Regions from separate parts of the Homo sapiens genome. Here region 1 is linked to region 2. The links are chromatin loops, found by intact Hi-C in ENCODE. Cell type or tissue: Caco-2. All regions are shown on one strand.

The links. Hi-C counts contacts between places; a loop is a spot of excess contacts. Peaks named below come from ENCODE experiments on the same cell type or tissue, not always from the same donor. Only the 100,000 strongest peaks of a DNase experiment are listed, where the experiment ranks them.
Region 1: a loop joins it to region 2, with 10 times the contacts of the local background. A loop is called at or near these places in 3 of 110 quality-filtered maps.

Annotation. Positions count from the first base shown.
Region 1 is chr1:227,240,213-227,248,212 of GRCh38, reverse strand. The region is part of intron 2 of CDC42BPA (CDC42 binding protein kinase alpha); the gene reads left to right. Among named protein-coding and RNA genes, the nearest start is that of CDC42BPA, 74 kb to the left of the region's middle. In Caco-2, no CTCF peak of the experiment used is centred here; no DNase peak of the experiment used is centred here; H3K4me3 peaks cover 406 bases.
Region 2 is chr1:227,137,020-227,145,019 of GRCh38, reverse strand. CDC42BPA (CDC42 binding protein kinase alpha) reads left to right here. Exons shown (of 37, transcript NM_001394014.1): 9 at 1,996-2,075; 10 at 5,278-5,444. Among named protein-coding and RNA genes, the nearest start is that of CDC42BPA, 180 kb to the left of the region's middle. In Caco-2, no CTCF peak of the experiment used is centred here; a DNase peak (open chromatin) is centred at 4,429.

The DNA of each region.
Region 1 (8,000 bases), 100 kb before region 2:
TATCTTTCTCTAGATTTGGAAAGTTCTTATTATCCCTTTAATAAACTTTCTACTCTTATTTTCTCTACCTTCTCTTTAAGGTCAATAACTCTTAGATTTACCCTTTGAGGTTGTTTCCTAGATCTTATACATGCTTCATTCTTTTTCATTCTTTTGTCACCTCTGTGTATTTTCAAATAGACCATTTTCAAGCTCACTAATTCTTGCTTCTGCTTGATCAGTTCTGCTATTAAGAGACTCTGATACATTCTTTAACATGTCAGTTGAGTTTTTCAACTCTAGAATTTCTGCTTGATTTTTAAAAATTATTGTTTGTTTATTTATTTATTTTGAGATGGAGTCACACTCTGTCACCCAGGTTGGAGTGCAGTGGTGTGATCTCGGCTCACTGCAGCCTCCATCTCACAGGTTCAAGCGATTCTCCTGCTTCAGCCTCCTGAGTAGCTGGGACTACAGGTGCATACCACGCCTGGCTAATTTTTGTATTTTTAATAGAGATGGGGTTTTACAGTGTTGGCCAGGCTGGTCTCGAACTCCTGACGTCAGATGATCCGCCTGCCTTGGCCTCCCAAAGTGTTGGGATTACAGGCATGAGCCACTACGCCTGGCCCCGTTTTTAATTATTTTAATCTGTGAAATTTATCTTATAGAATCCCAAATTCCTTCTCTGTGTTATCTTGAATTTCTTTGAGTTTCCTCAAAGTAGCTATTGTTTTTTAAGATGGACTGTCACTCTGTCACCCAGGCTAGAGTGCAGTGGCACGATCTCAGCTCACTGCAACCTCCGCCTCCTAAGTTCAAGCCATTCTCTTGCCTCAACCTTCTGAGTAGCTGGGATTACAGGCGTGCACCATCATGCCTGGCTAATTTTTGTATTTTTTTAAAAATAGAGATAGGGTTTCACCATGTTGGCCAGGCTGGTCTTTGACCTCAAGTGATCTGCCTGCTTGGCCTCCCAAAGTGCTGGGATTACAGGCATGAGCCACTGCACCTGGCCAAAATAGCTTTTTTTTGAGACAAAGTCTCGCTCTGTTGCCCAGGCTAGAGTGCAGTGACACGATCTTGGCTCACTGCAACCTCTGCCTCCCAGGTTCTGTGATTCTTCCATGTCAGCCTGCTGAGTAGCTGGGATTACAGGCACCCACCACCACCCCTGGCTAATTTTTATATTTTTAGTAGAGATGGGGTTTCACCATGTTGGCCAGGCTGGTCTCGAGCTCCTGACCTCAAGTAATCCACCCACCTCGGCCTCCCATGGTGCTGGGATTACAGGTGTGAGCCACCGTGCTTGGCCCAAAATAGCTATTTTGAATTCTGTGTCTGAAATGTCATGTGTCTCTGTTTCTCTAGGATTGATCCCCAGTGCCTTATTTAGTTCATTTGGTGAGGTCAGGTTTTTTGGATAGTGTTGATGCTTTTAGATGTTTTCGGTGTCTGGACATTGAAGAGTTAGGTATTTATTGTAGACTTTGCAGTCTGGGCTTGTTTGTACCTGTCTTTCTTGGGAAAGCATTCCAGGTATTTGAAGGGACTTGGGTTCAAAGGCCAATAACACAGTGGTTTTTGCAGTCTTATATAGGTATTGTCTTGGTGGTCTTGGATAAGATCCAAAAGTTTTCTCTGGATTACCAGGCAAAAACTCTTATTCTTTTACTTTACTTTCTTCCAAACATATTGGGTCTTTCTTTCTGTATCGAGCCACCTGGAACTCTGGGGATTTGGTGATACAAGCACCCCTGTGGCCACCATCACTGGGACTGTGCTGGGTCAGACCTGAAGCCAGCACAGCACTGGGCCTTGCCCAAGGCCCTTCCCTTCAGGGTGGTGAGTTTCCCCAGGCCCCGGGTGTGTCCAGAGATGCTGTCTGGTAGCCTGCGATTCTAGTTAAAAACCTTAGCAATCTACCTGATGTTTTATTTTTACTACGTCTGTGCTGGCATTCAAACCACAATACAAAAAGTTCTTCCCGCTCTTCTCTCCCCTTTCCACATGCAGAGGAGGAGCGTCTCTCTGTGGCCAGCACCATGACTGTTCCATGAGCAGTTCTGCCAGGCCACACCACCAGTGTTCACTTAAAGCCCAAGAGCTCTTTCATCAGCTTGTGGTGAGTGCTGCCAGGCCTCGGACTCACCCTTCAGGCAGTGGGCCCCCCTCTGGCCCAGAGCCGGTCCAGAAATGGTGTCCAAGAGGCTGGACTTGGGGATCTGAAAAGCCTGCCTTTTGTTCTGTCCCACTGTGATACCTGAAAGCAAGACAAAGTTCCCTTTACTTTTCCCTCTGCTTTTCTCAGACAGAAGGAGTCTTTCACAGTGGCCACCACAACTGGGAATGTGCTGGGTCTCCTTTGAAGCAAGTAGTCTCAGACCTCAAGGCCCACAGCATACTCCCTGGGTATTGCTGGTGCCCAGTGGCAATTCATTGCCCAAGAACTCTTTAGTCAGCAGGTGATGAGTCCTGCCAGGACTGGATCCTTCTCTTCAAGGCAGCCGGTTCCCTTTTGGCCCAGAGTGTGTCTAGAAATATCATTGGGGAGCTAGGGCCTGGAATGGGGGCCTCATGGCTCTGCCTGGTGCTCTGTTCTAGTGTGGCTGAGCTAGTATCCAAGATGCAAGACAATGTCGGGGCTGGGCATGGTGGCTTACGCCTGTAATCTCAGCACTTTGGGAGGCCAAGGTGGGCAGATCACCTGAGGTCAGGAGTTTGAGACCAGCCTGGCCAACATGGTGAAACCCTGTCTCTACTACAAATACAAAAATTAGCTGGGTGAGGTGGCACGTGCCTGTGGTCCCAGCTACTCGGGAGGCTGAGACAGGAGAATTGCTTGAACTTGGGAGGCAGAGGTTGGCAGTGAGCTGAGATGGCACCACTGTACTCCAGCCCAGGCGACAAAGTGAGACTCCGTCTCAAAAAAAAAAAAAAAAAAAAAAAGATGCAAGACAAAGTCCTCTTTACTCTTTGCTCTTCTGTTCTTAAGCAGAAGGAAGGAGTCAGTCTGGTTCCTGTGAGCTGCACTGCCTGGGTTGGGGGATGGACAGCTGATGCCTCCCTAGGTCATGAGCAACCCTAGTTCACTGGCTCTAAGCACTAGGAGTTGCCTAGGAATTGGAGTCCTTGTTAGAACCCAACTTGACTGCCATTCAGGTTTACCTAGGACCCCAGAGCACTTCAGCCTGCAGTGGTGATGCTTGCTGGGAAACTCGTTCTGACTTGCTGGGATGGGTGACTCCCCTTTGGCTAGAGCTAGTCAAATGCCCCTCCAAGCATGGCCACTGGCTGAGCCCAGCAGGGCTTCATTCTCTGCTGTGACAGGGCAGCACTGAGTCTCTGCGCTTTCCCTCCCTGAAGTATATTCTCTCTCTCTACCTCATGGCCATTGCCAGGGAATAGGAAATAGGGGTGGCATCCATGATTCAAGACTGTCTCTCCTGTCTTCCTCAATGCCTTTTTTTCAAGATATGAAGTTAAAACCAGGTACTGTGATTGCTTACCTGAGTTTTGGTTCTTGTGAGAGTGCTTTTCTCTTTGCAGATAGTTTTTAAAATTTGCTGTTCCAGCATGGTGTGGGAGAGCTTGAATGGTGTAGGCTTCTATTCTGCTACCTTGCTTCACCCCTGGCCATAGCCAGATTTTTACATTTGTATGAGTTTGTATAAACCATCAAGCAGATCAAGATATAGTACATTTCTAGCATTCTGATAGGCTCCCATTGCCCCCCCCCACCATGTGAATAATCACTTCCTTGTTAACTATTCTGACTTCTATCACCATAGATTTTTTTTGCTTGTTTTTGAGTTTTATGTTAATGGAATTATGTAATATATACTCTGGTTTCTGGCTTCTTGTGCTCAACAGTACACTTTTGTAATTCATTCTTGTTTTTCACTGGTTCACAGTATTTTTCTTAATATGAATATGTCACAAGTTATTTATTAATGGTGTTCAAGTTGTTTATGGTTTTTGGCCATTATGAATAATGCTGTTAGAAACATTTTTGTGCATATCTTTTGGGAGCTATGAGCACTTATTTGTGTTTGATACAAATTTAGAATTGCTGGGTCACAGGGTAGGCTTATTTAGCTTTAGCAGATAATGCCAAATAACTTCCCAAGTGGTTAATGATTTATATTCCCGTCAACAGTGTATAAAGGTCCCAGTTGCTTTATAACCTCGCTAACATGGGTCTTTTTTTTTTTTTACTTTAGTTTTTTTTTGGTGAGTGAGTGGCCGTATTGTGTTATTTCATTTCGCATTTCTTGATAGCGCCTACATTTGAACACATTTTCATATCACCTCACATCACTTAGATATCCTTTCCATGAAGTACACATTTTGGGGTTGGGTAAGTAGGAGTTGCATGGGTGAGTTGTCTGACTTATCGTCATATTCTAGATTCAAATCTGTTGTTGGAGATGTGCACACGTGTGTGTGTGTGTGTGTGTGTGTGTGTGTGTGTGTGACAAATCTTTTCCGTGGCTTGGCATTTCCCTCTCTCCAAAGATCTTGTATTGAACAGAAATTCTTAATGTTAATGGAGTGCAATTAATTAAACTTTTACTTATAATTAGTGATTTTTGTGTTTTTAAGAAGTTTTTTTCTAACCTCAAGGTCATGAACATATTTTCCAATAATTAAAATAAATTCTTTCTTTGATCTTTCAAGACAAACCTTTCACATTTAGATGTCTCATCTCTCTGGTATTGACTGTTTTGTGTTTTCTGAGGTATAGGTCAAAGTTCACTTTATTCTTTGTGGTTTCTGATTATTGTTTGTTTTAAAGACTACCTTTTTCACATTTAATTGCAAAGAAACTTTTAAGTTGGGCCCCTATGTGTGCCACTTATTAATTTTTTAAAAACAGTTTTCAATGTAGAAGTCTTTTTTAAAAACAGTTCTTAAGGTCAGGGGTACACTTGCAGGTTTGTTAAATAAGTAAACTTGTGTCATGGGCATTTGTTGTACAGATTATTTCATCGCCCTATTAAGCTCAGTACCCATCAGTTATTTTTTCCTGATCCTCTCCCTCCTCCCACCCTCTGTCCTCTGACAGGTCCCAGTGTGTGTTGTTCCCTTCTATGTGTCCATGTGTACTCATCATTTAGCTCCCACTTACAAGTGAGAACATGGGGTATTTGGTTTTCTGTTCCTGTGTTAGTTTGCAGAGCATAATGGCCTCCGGCTCCATCCATGTCCCTGCAAAGGACATGATCTCATTTTTTTTCTGTGGCTGCATAGCATTCCATGGTGTATATGTACCACATTTAAAAATCTAGTCTACCATTCTGGGCATTTAGGTTGATTCCATGTCTTTGCTATTGTGAATAGTGCTGCAGTGAATGTATGTGTGCTTGTGTCTTTATAAGAGAACAATTTATATTCCTTTGGGTATATACCCAAGTAATGGGATTGTTGGGTCAAATGGTGTTTCTGTTTTTGTTCTTTGAGGAATATTTTTCAATGTAGATGTCTTGTTCATGTTTCACTAAATTTATGGGTCTGATTTCTTTTTTTTATCTGCCCCAATCCAATTCTTTTTTTATTTAATTTTTTTGAGTCTGATGTTTTTTAGTAAGCTAGTAAAGGATAGTTTTAGAATTCTATTTTTTATTTTCTTGCTGTGGTAGAAATACAATTGGCTTTAAAAATATTAATCTTTTATTTAAGGAACTTGATTATATTAACTTCTTCTAGTTTGTACATAAATTTTTTGAATTCTCTATATGTTCATCTTGATCTTCAATTAATGATAGCATTTGTTCTTCCCAATATTTATTCCTTTTATTTCTTTTTCCTCTATTATTGTAATAGAGAAGATCTTTAATAAAATGTTGAATTTAAGTGCTGAAAGTGGGCATCATCCTTGTCTGGTTTGTGAATCAGGAGAAAGTGTTCAGCATTTTACTAATGATTAAGAAGTTTGCTACTACTACTTTTCAAAAAAATGATTACTCTTTTTCCTTCTTGCCCTAGTCTGTAGATAGCTTTTATCATTAATAGGAGCTAACTTTTATCAAAAGCTCCATCTATATCTGTTTTGATATGATTTTACTATGATATTTGGCTAATATTGATATTATAATTTTCAAATATACCAATATTACAGTACTATAGAAATTCAGTTGGCCTTTTAATATATAGTTGGGTTTGATTTGCTGATATTTTGTTTATAATTTTTTTGTTTATGTGCATGAGACAGATTGGCCTTTGTCTATTTTATAATCTTACATTTTGGAACGATATTATTTAAGCTCATAAGACAATTTGGAAAGTGTTTTTTCTCAATTCTCTGAAAGCATTTGTGTAAGATTGGTGTTATTTCTTTTTAATAATGCCAAGAAGACCTCACTGGTGAAGCCATATGAACAAGGAGCACAAAATCTTTTTGTTGTTTGTTTAGATCTTCTGAGGAAAATTTTACATACATTGAAATACCCTAATTGTATATATACAGTTCCTTGAGGTTTTGGAAAATGGATCACCCTTATCAAGATACAGAATATTTCTGTCACCCTGGGAAGTTTTCTTCCTCGTTGGTTCCCCACAGCTTCCATCAAATGGCAACCGCTGTTCTGAGTTTTAACTGTAGATTAATTTTGACTGTTTGAAAATTTCATATAAATGGAATTATACAGTATGTACTCTTTTGTGTCCACCTTTCACTCAGGATAATGTCCAAGACTCATCCTTGCAATTGCATGTATTAATCGTTTTTATTACTGAGCAGTATACCATTTTATCAATGTTCCACAGTTTATTCATTTTCCTATTGATGAACATTTGTTTCCAATTTTTTGGCTATTAGAAATAAAGCTGATATGAATATTCTCCTACAGGTTTTTATGGAAATATGTTTTTGTTTTCTTTGGGTAAATAACCAGAAGTGGAACTGCTATGCTAGGCAGTAGTTGCATGTTTAAATTTAAAAGAAACTGGCATACTACTTCCAGTTGGATTGTACCATTTTTATATTCCTACTTATGCCCTGTTCTTGCCTAATATTTTTTGTTGTTAATATTAATTTTAGCCATTCTAGTGGGTATGTAGTGGTATTCTGTGGTCTTAATTTTCATTGTTGTTTGCATTTGTGTTATATATCAGCATAATCATGGGGTTTTTGTGTGCCTATTAACCATTTTTATATCTTCCTTTGTGAGGTATATGTTCAAATTTTTTGCTCAGTCTTTAGAAATTGAAATGTTTGTATTTTTATTGTTGAGCTGTAGGAGTTCTTTGTCAGATGTTTTAGCAATATTTTCTCAGACTGTGTGGTTTGTTCATTTTTTAAAAAAATTATCGTTTAGAGCAGAAGTTTTCAATTTTGAAGGTATAATTTTATCAATTGTTTTCTATTACAGTTAGTATTTTCTGTGTTCTAAGAAATCCTTGTTTATACTCAGATCACAAAGATATCTATGTTTTTTTTTTCTAAAAGCCTTCTATTTTTAGCTACTATATTTAGATTGGTGATCCATCTCAAATTCATGTCTGATGTGATATCGGCATTGAGATTCATTTTTTTTTTTGTATTTGTAGCCAGTTGTTTCAGCACCATTTGTTGAAAAGGCTGTTTTCCCTTTATTAAGTCATTTTAGCACCTTAGTAAAAAGACCATGTGCTCTATTGCTGTCCTCTCTATTCTCTTTATCTCATTGTCTGCCTTTATGCTAATACCACAGTCTTGATTCCTATAGCTTTATACTAATGTTGAGATTGTGTAATGAACTCTGAGTGTATGGAGTCCTACTTTGTTCTTTTTCAAGATTGTTTTAATTATTCGAAGACTTTTGCATTTTAGAATCAATATATCAATTTTTATAAAAGCCTACTGATGTAATTGAGTATGCACTGAGTACATAGATAAATTTTGGGAGGACCAATATCTTAATAATGTTGAGTCTGTTAGTCTCTGAAGCAGATATTTCTCTTTGTTTTTTGAAGGTCTAACTTAATTTTCTCAAGGATGTTTTATAGTTTTAATGTATAGGTCTTCTTCATATTTTCTT
Region 2 (8,000 bases):
ACACGTCCATCCCCACTACTGACTTGGTCTGGGACAGTAGTACTAGTAGCATGGAACTGGATAGAAAAATCAGCAGCTTTGCTGATACAGAGGGCAGATTCCAGGACTAAATACCCAAGCCCAGTGTGTTGCTGCTAACAATAGCAAACTTGGTAGGAAATCAATAGGGAAAATAGTCCACAGACGTGGTATAGCTCTGAGGTATAGCCCTGCCTGAGGTGAATACAGACCTCAAGCCAATTATTCGGCCAGTCCAATAGCCAAATAATTCAACCATTCTTAACTTGTGAGCCATGCCAAAACAGGCCAACATAGTATATTGACCTCTGCTATAACCCTTTAGGTTATATGAGATTAAAATTTAGGAAAATAAGAACTTAAAATTTTTGAGTTTTTTGCCTTTTTAGCCTTCCTCTTTTTTTTTTTTTTTTTTTTTTTTTTTTTTGAGACAGAGTCTCGCTCTGTCTCCCAGGCTGGAGTGCTGTGGCACAATCTCGGCTCATTGCAAGCTCCGCCTTCCGGGTTCACGCCGTTCTCCTGCCTCAGCCTCCTGAGTAGCTGGAACTGTAGGCGTGCGCCACCACACCTGGCTAACTTTTATGTTTTTAGTAGAGACGGGGTTTCACCGTGTTAGCCAGAATGGTCTTGATCTCCTGACCTTGTGATCCGCCCTCCTCAGCCTCCCAAAGTGCTGGGATTATAGGCATGAGCCACTGCTCCCGGCCCCTTTTTAGCCTTCTTAATTTGAGCTTTTATTTTTATTCAGTTATTTTATTTACTATGGCTTTAATCCTGTACTAAAAATTTTTATGTTAATGTTATATGACTTAACAAAATCTTTATTTTTAATTTTTGTGGGTACATAATCGGTACACGTTATATAACTTTTCACTGAAACAGTGAATACTATTTCAATACAATAAGCTGTGATCACTGTTTGATAACTGATAATTGTAAAACCATCCTAGTACTGTATTCAAGGCAGATAAAAATTTCTCATACTTTCCTGTCTAAACTTCACAAAGAATAATTAAACTGACTTCTCTTACCAATTTTTTATAAATAGAATTATATTTACTGTTAACAAATTATGAATCATTCCAAATTAAATACATAGTACAGTTGATCCTAATTATTCATGGAGGTTATGTTCTATATAGTTGCCTTGAACACTGTTAGCTAATATTGAACCATTGCTCTGAGGGAAATACAGGGTTAGGTTTCTGTGAGCCTCTGATCAACTGATCAATATATAGTCTTGTTTTATGTGTGCTTCTCTTTAAAGACACTTTATATAACATATGTTGTTGATTCATTAACACTGAACTCACCACTGAACTCACCACCAGCAGCACTGTAACTCGTGCCTGAATGAAGCTTTTCTAGCACATTATTTTCTCCATAAAGGCACATCACTGTCCTCTGGCGCTAGGAACACTAGACAGCGCTTCAGCACTATGCTTGGGAGCCTTTGCAAGCAGTGAATCACATACAGAGGGCCCAAAAATGTGAAATGCATGACACCAAAGAGACCCTGTAGAGGACACTTGTTTATAATATGAGAGCTTAAATGAGAAGGCAGAGCCTCTCCTGTTCAACCTCAGCTGGGAATGTGAGCATAGGACATCTCAAATTTTTCTCTGCTCTGCACGTGTCTACAAATGATCATAAAATTACCACAAGTATTGATTTGGGGTTTACAAATAAATATTAGCTTCTACACAAATTTGCAAATACAGAATACATGAATAATAATGACTGTATTCTCAATATCAGACTTTGAATCTTCATTTTACTTTAATTAGAATTTTAGAGTAGCAGTGTTCATGGTCTAAATTTTATATCACTAAACAACTATACCAAACTTACCAGTGTTTTAAAATTGAACAGTCACAATTTTTTTTTAAATATTTCTTTTTGGCATTTTATATTTATAGCCAAGCCTACAGATCATATAGCTATCTATTTCTTACCAGATGTTTTTTCCTCCTTTAGGAAACGATGCCCCCACCAACACATACTGCATTTTCTGGCCACCATCTGCCATTTGTTGGTTTTACATATACTAGTAGCTGGTAAGTTTGAAAAGTTAACATAGTTTGGGCCAAGTGCAGTGGCTCACGCCTGTAATCCCAACACTTTGGGAGGCCAAGACAGGTGTATCATGAGGTCAGGAGATCGAGACCAGCCTGGCCAATATGGTGAAACCCCATCTCTACTAAAAATACAAAACTTAGGTGGGCGTGGTGGCAGGTGCCTGTAATCCCAGCTACTCGGGAGGCCGAGGCAGGAGAATCACTTGAACCTGGGAGGTGGAGGTTGCAGTGAGCCGAGACTGCGCCATTGCAGTGCAGCCTGGGTGACAGAGCGAGACTCTGTCTTAAAAAAAAAAAAAGTTAACATAGTTTGGACAATTTAAAGCAAATTAAATTGAATTGAGGTTCGTAAAAGATGTATGAGAAAACTTTGTGAATTAAAACTTTTTAAAAAATAGAGTGAGCCTACTGCTGGAAATAGAAAGTTAAGCATTACAAAATGAATAGAACGCATGAAAATCTTAACTCGTTTTGGAGGGGAAAGAATGGAACAGAGAGCTCAGAATCTAATCCTTACCAATGAAGCAGTAATTAGAAGAGTTTCACGCTGTTGAATATTCTCTAGATGTCAAGCAGGAGAACTTTCAACCCATTAATTCTACCATCCTTTCACTGACCCTCACTTCACTTATATTCCCTATTTCCCCCTTACCCTGTTTAAATTCCATTGAGAATGATTATAATCACTCCTTGTATGCCATTTCAGTTCCTTTGACTGTCTCTCATTCTGTTATATTTGTTTTGCTAAGTGAACATTAACTATTACAATTTTATTCTCTACCTGTACAGTTCCAAATGACTAGAAAAAATAGCTGACTATTCTTACTGGTCTACTTTAAATTCATGATTACCAACCTCAAGTCCCCCTTGTCTGACAAATGTACTGTATTACCCTAGTATATTCACTCTTCCACTCACCTAGTAACTATTTTTTACTTTCTTTTTTTTTAAGAGATGGGGTCTTGTTCTGGGCAGCAGAAGGGCTGGAATGCAGTGGTGCAGTCCTAGCTCACTATAGCCTCAGACTCCTGGGCACAAATGATCCCCCTGCCTCAGCCTCCTGAGTAGCTGGGACAATAGGCACAAGCCACCATGCCCAGCTAATTTTTAAAACGATTTAGAAATGGAGTCTTGCTGTGCTGTCTAGGCTGGAGTGCAGTGGCACAGTCATAGATAACTACAGCCTCCTACTCCTCAAGCCGTCCTCTGGCCTTAACCTCCCCTGTTGCTGGGATTACAGATGTGAGCCACTGCATCTGGCCTATTTCTTTCTACTTGAGTTTGAAACCTCTGTCATCCTCACTTTCAGCTTGCATCTCCTTTCACTGAAAGGATTGAGGCAAACCGCAGACAACTTCCACAAGCTCCAGTTACCATATTTACCGCCTACTTACTGTTAGACCCAAATTCTCTGTTCTTTTCATGGATGAACTGTGCAAGCCTCTAGTAAGGCCAGTATCTTCCATCCCTTCCTGGCTAGTCTAGTGCATGTTTTGCTTTCATGTCATGAATTTTTTTCTTCTTGTGTCATCTGCATCATCAGATCATTTCTATCAGCTTACAAATGTCAGTTCTCCATCTTAATGCAAAATATAAAATCTGGATTCCTCTTCCTTTACCTCTTATCAACCATGTCTCTGCTTTACATTATAGAAAATTTACTTCAACTGTTGACTATATTTTGTTTATGTTTCTCATACTGTTGTTTCTTGAATCCATTCCAGTCAGGTGTGTGCCCCCATCACTTCATGCAAACTACTTTTATCGATGTCACTGTTGACCAACATGTTGCTAAATCTAATGATCACTTGTCAGTCCTAGTCTTACTTATTTGCTTAGTCTCATCTTATTTGCCACAGCTCCATACTTTTAAAATACCACCTTCTCCTGTCTTCTAGGGCACTTGACTGAGTTTCTCTCACCTTGCTGGTCATTCCTTCTCAGTCTCCATACCTGATCCCTCCTGATTTCCCTGGCTTGTTAATATCAGAGTGTCCTATGGCTCAGTCTTTGGACTTCTCTTTTCCATCTAAACTCTGTAGTGTTCTCCCAAAGATTTGCTGATGACTCCTAAACGTGCATCTCCAACTGAGACCTCTCCTCTCGTCTACTTAAAAATCTGTCTTAACCACCCACTTACTATGTAAATAACTTTCTTTTAGTTCTCTGATCCTGTTCAGGTGATCCTCTTAAAAGATAATCAGAACATGTCACTCCCCTGTTCAGAACCAGTCCACCCATCCCCAACTCCAGTGGCTTCATATTTTAACTCCAAATCAAACTTCTTACAAGGCCCTACATGACTGCCTTACTTTTATCTTTCTGAGTTTATTTTTCCTTGTTTACTCAACTCCATCCACACAGGCCTCCTTTCTGGGCTGTGAACATGCCAGACATACTCTTGTCTCGGGGCTTTAGTACTTCTGTTTCATCTGCTTGGAACATTCTTTCTTTTGATATTCCCTTAACTGGTCCCCTCACCCTTACTTAGCTTTTTCCAAAGTTACTTTAGCAGTGACAGCTTTCCTAACTTCTTTATCTAAATTTTTATTTCCTCCTCTTCAATACTTTATTTCTCCCTTTCCTGCTTTATGTTTTCTCCTTAGCATTTAACATTTTCTAATGTAATGAATATCTCCATTATTTTCTTTATTTCTGTCTCAGTCACTGGAATATAAGCTCTATATGGGCAAGGATTTTTGTCTGTTTTGTTCACCACCAAATGTCCAGCAGTTTCAGCATTTTTATTTAAATTGTATTGAATTAAAGACAGAAACTTGCTTTTGAATTTCAAATTCTAGTAAAGAGGGCCGTGGTTGGTGCTTTTGACTACTACTGTTTCACCTAGGTGGTCAAATTGTTTTAAACTACCAGTAACCCTTCAGCAAACTTAATTTTATAATTTGTGGGGTTTTTAAAATCATAATAATTTGGGGGATTTTAGGTTTTCATTTTTTAAAATGCTTCTAAAAACAGTTTATGGTGATTTTGCAAACAAATTTTTATAATTATTCCAGCTGGCTAACTGCAAGATATTCAGATCTGTGTTTTAAATGAGCAATTTAAAAATGTTTTTGCCATAAATGTGGAGTCAGTTAAAAACAATTTTTAAAAAATGTTAACGTTTTTCTTCAAGCTTTTTATCACAGTATGAACCTACATTTTTTTTTCTTTTCTTCAGTGTACTTTCTGATCGGAGCTGTTTAAGAGTTACGGCTGGTCCCACCTCACTGGATCTTGATGTTAATGTTCAGAGGACTCTAGACAACAACTTAGCAACTGAAGCTTATGAAAGAAGAATTAAGCGCCTTGAGCAAGAAAAACTTGAACTCAGTAGAAAACTTCAAGGTAAATATATTTTAAATATATTTTCACTTTTTGAATTGTACTCACAGTGTTATGAGCTGTTTATTATAAGTGGTTGTTTTATCTTTGAAAAAAATTATTTTAAGTGGTGAAAAATCAAGTTGTAGAGATGTATGCAGAACACAGCATAATACCATTTATGTAAAATCACACAGTTAATAGTAAACAACAACAAAATAGCTTTGGTCTCCTGTGGGTACATATTTATGTTTATAAAAATGTGTGGGAATACCTTTGGGGATGGGGAAATGGGACCCTCCTCACTTCGTTATAGCACTTTAATGACTTTTCCTATATTATTTGCTCAATCTTTAAGAGCTCTAGCTCCTTTCACACTGTCATTCTCTGCAGCATTGCTTCTGCCATATTTGGTGATTTTAAAATGCACATACACATAAACTTTTTAAGATTCTGAGTGAGTTTCTTGAGTCTTCACCTTCAGTGATTGTTTACTCCACCTGGTTTCATCCAGTCCATCCTATGGTAATAAGATATGTCTTAAGATTACAATACCTAAAACTCTTCTTTAATCGCAGTTTCCAGCAAATCTTTTATAATCTCCTGCTCATAATTTTTAGTGCTCTCTCTCTGACCCCTTAACTCCAGTATTTCTTCACTGCCACCGTTACCTACAAGTCTATCACCGTTTAACTCTGCTATTTATACCCTCATTTTTCGTTCTCTGGTCAGCCATAGTCATACCCTGGCATATACCTTCAAATCTATTGTTCCTCTTTCTCTTTGTCAAATACCTTTGGCAGAACCCCAACTGTGTTTGAATACAACTTTGTATCTTCAACTATCCAGCTGAAGACAGCTTGCTTAAAACACCCACAACGTGCTGACTAATATTAATTCAGATTCACAGACACTCACCTCAAGTCAGCTCTTCATGCTATTTCCCCTAGTCTATTTCCCTATCCTGTGTTGTAAAATCCAGTGATGATTTCTGTCTTCACCTTTTAACCTATCAGCAATATTTGACCCTATGGACCTTTTATTCCTTCTGATAACGCTCTCTTTTTTTTTTTTTGGCTTCTGGGGCACTTTATCTCCTGGTTTTCTTTTTCCTCATAAACCTGTCCTTCCCAGTCTCCTTTGCTAAGTTTTCCTTAACTCTTCGACCTTTGAATGTTAGAATATTCTCTATTTGAAGCAAGTCTCTAATTGAATGAGGCCTTCAGTGAAGGTTTTCCTGACCATCCTATTTATAATTTAATCATATATATATCCCCAGTACTACTGTCTCCTTTTTCTGCTTTTTTCTCTAAAATAAAGGATGTAACATATTTTACTTACATATTTTGTGAATGAAGGAATGTATTTATGGACAAATAATCAGGAACTTTTGTAACTAATCAAAGTTTTACAATCACAAAACTTTACTGTCATACTTTTAGAGGCCCAGTAGAGAAAAAGGCTGTGTAGACATCAATAGAATGGACTATTTTCTGTTTTTCCGTAAGTTGTTAAGATCTCTGCATATGAATTACTTCCCTTTTGTGACTGAAATTTTTCTGTTTCTTTTTTTTCCTGTGGTGATACACATATAGCAAAGTGTGCAAGCATTCTACTTTTAAGTATAAGCCTAATAAATATTTGTATATGTATACACTGATGTAACCTTCACCCATATTCATGTGTAGAATATGTCCAGCATAGGGTAAAGTCCTCACATGTCCCTTCCCAGTTTGTAACCTACCACTATGAAATAAACATCATCCTAAGTTGTTTCACCATTAATGAATTTTTACCGGTTTTTGATCTTCATATAAATGGTATCATACAGTATATTCTCTTTTGTGTATGGCATCTTTCACTTGTTTTTTGAAATTCACCCATGTTTTGTATATATCAGCAGTTTGCTCTTTTTTTTTTTGTACTGCTGTTTAGTATTTCATTGTATATCAGCAATAAAAAATTACCCAGTCTGTTGTTGGTAAATATTTGGGTTATTTCCAGATGTTGACTACTGTGAGTAAAGTTCGTGCAAATATACTTATCTATTTATTTTGGTGGTCCTATGTACTATTTCTCTCAGATATATACCTGGGAGTACAATTTCTGGGCCATATAGTAGAGGATTTTCAGCTTTAGAAGATATTTTCAAAGAGTTTTCTAAAGTGACTATACCAATATATAGTTCTACTAATAATGTATGAGTTCTACTGTCTTCAACTCCTCACCAGAACTTATCGTCCGCGTTTTTCACTTGTAGCCATTCTGGTAGAAGTATAGTGATGTTCTGCCATGATTTTAATTTGCATTTCCCTGATGAATAATGAGGTTGAATATCTTTTCATGTATTTACTATCCATTTGGATATCTAGTCTTGTGAAGTTTTGGTTCGAGGTTCTTGCCCATTTTTCTATTAGGTCTTTATATATCTTTTTCTTAATAATTTGTATGTTACTACTTCACAAACAACGTAGAAACCTTTAGACAACTCCTTGTATGACTGTTGTTACATAGTTTACTTTAATCTGTGTTATAAATCTTTTAATACACTTTTACTCCATTGTTGCTTTATGTTTTCTT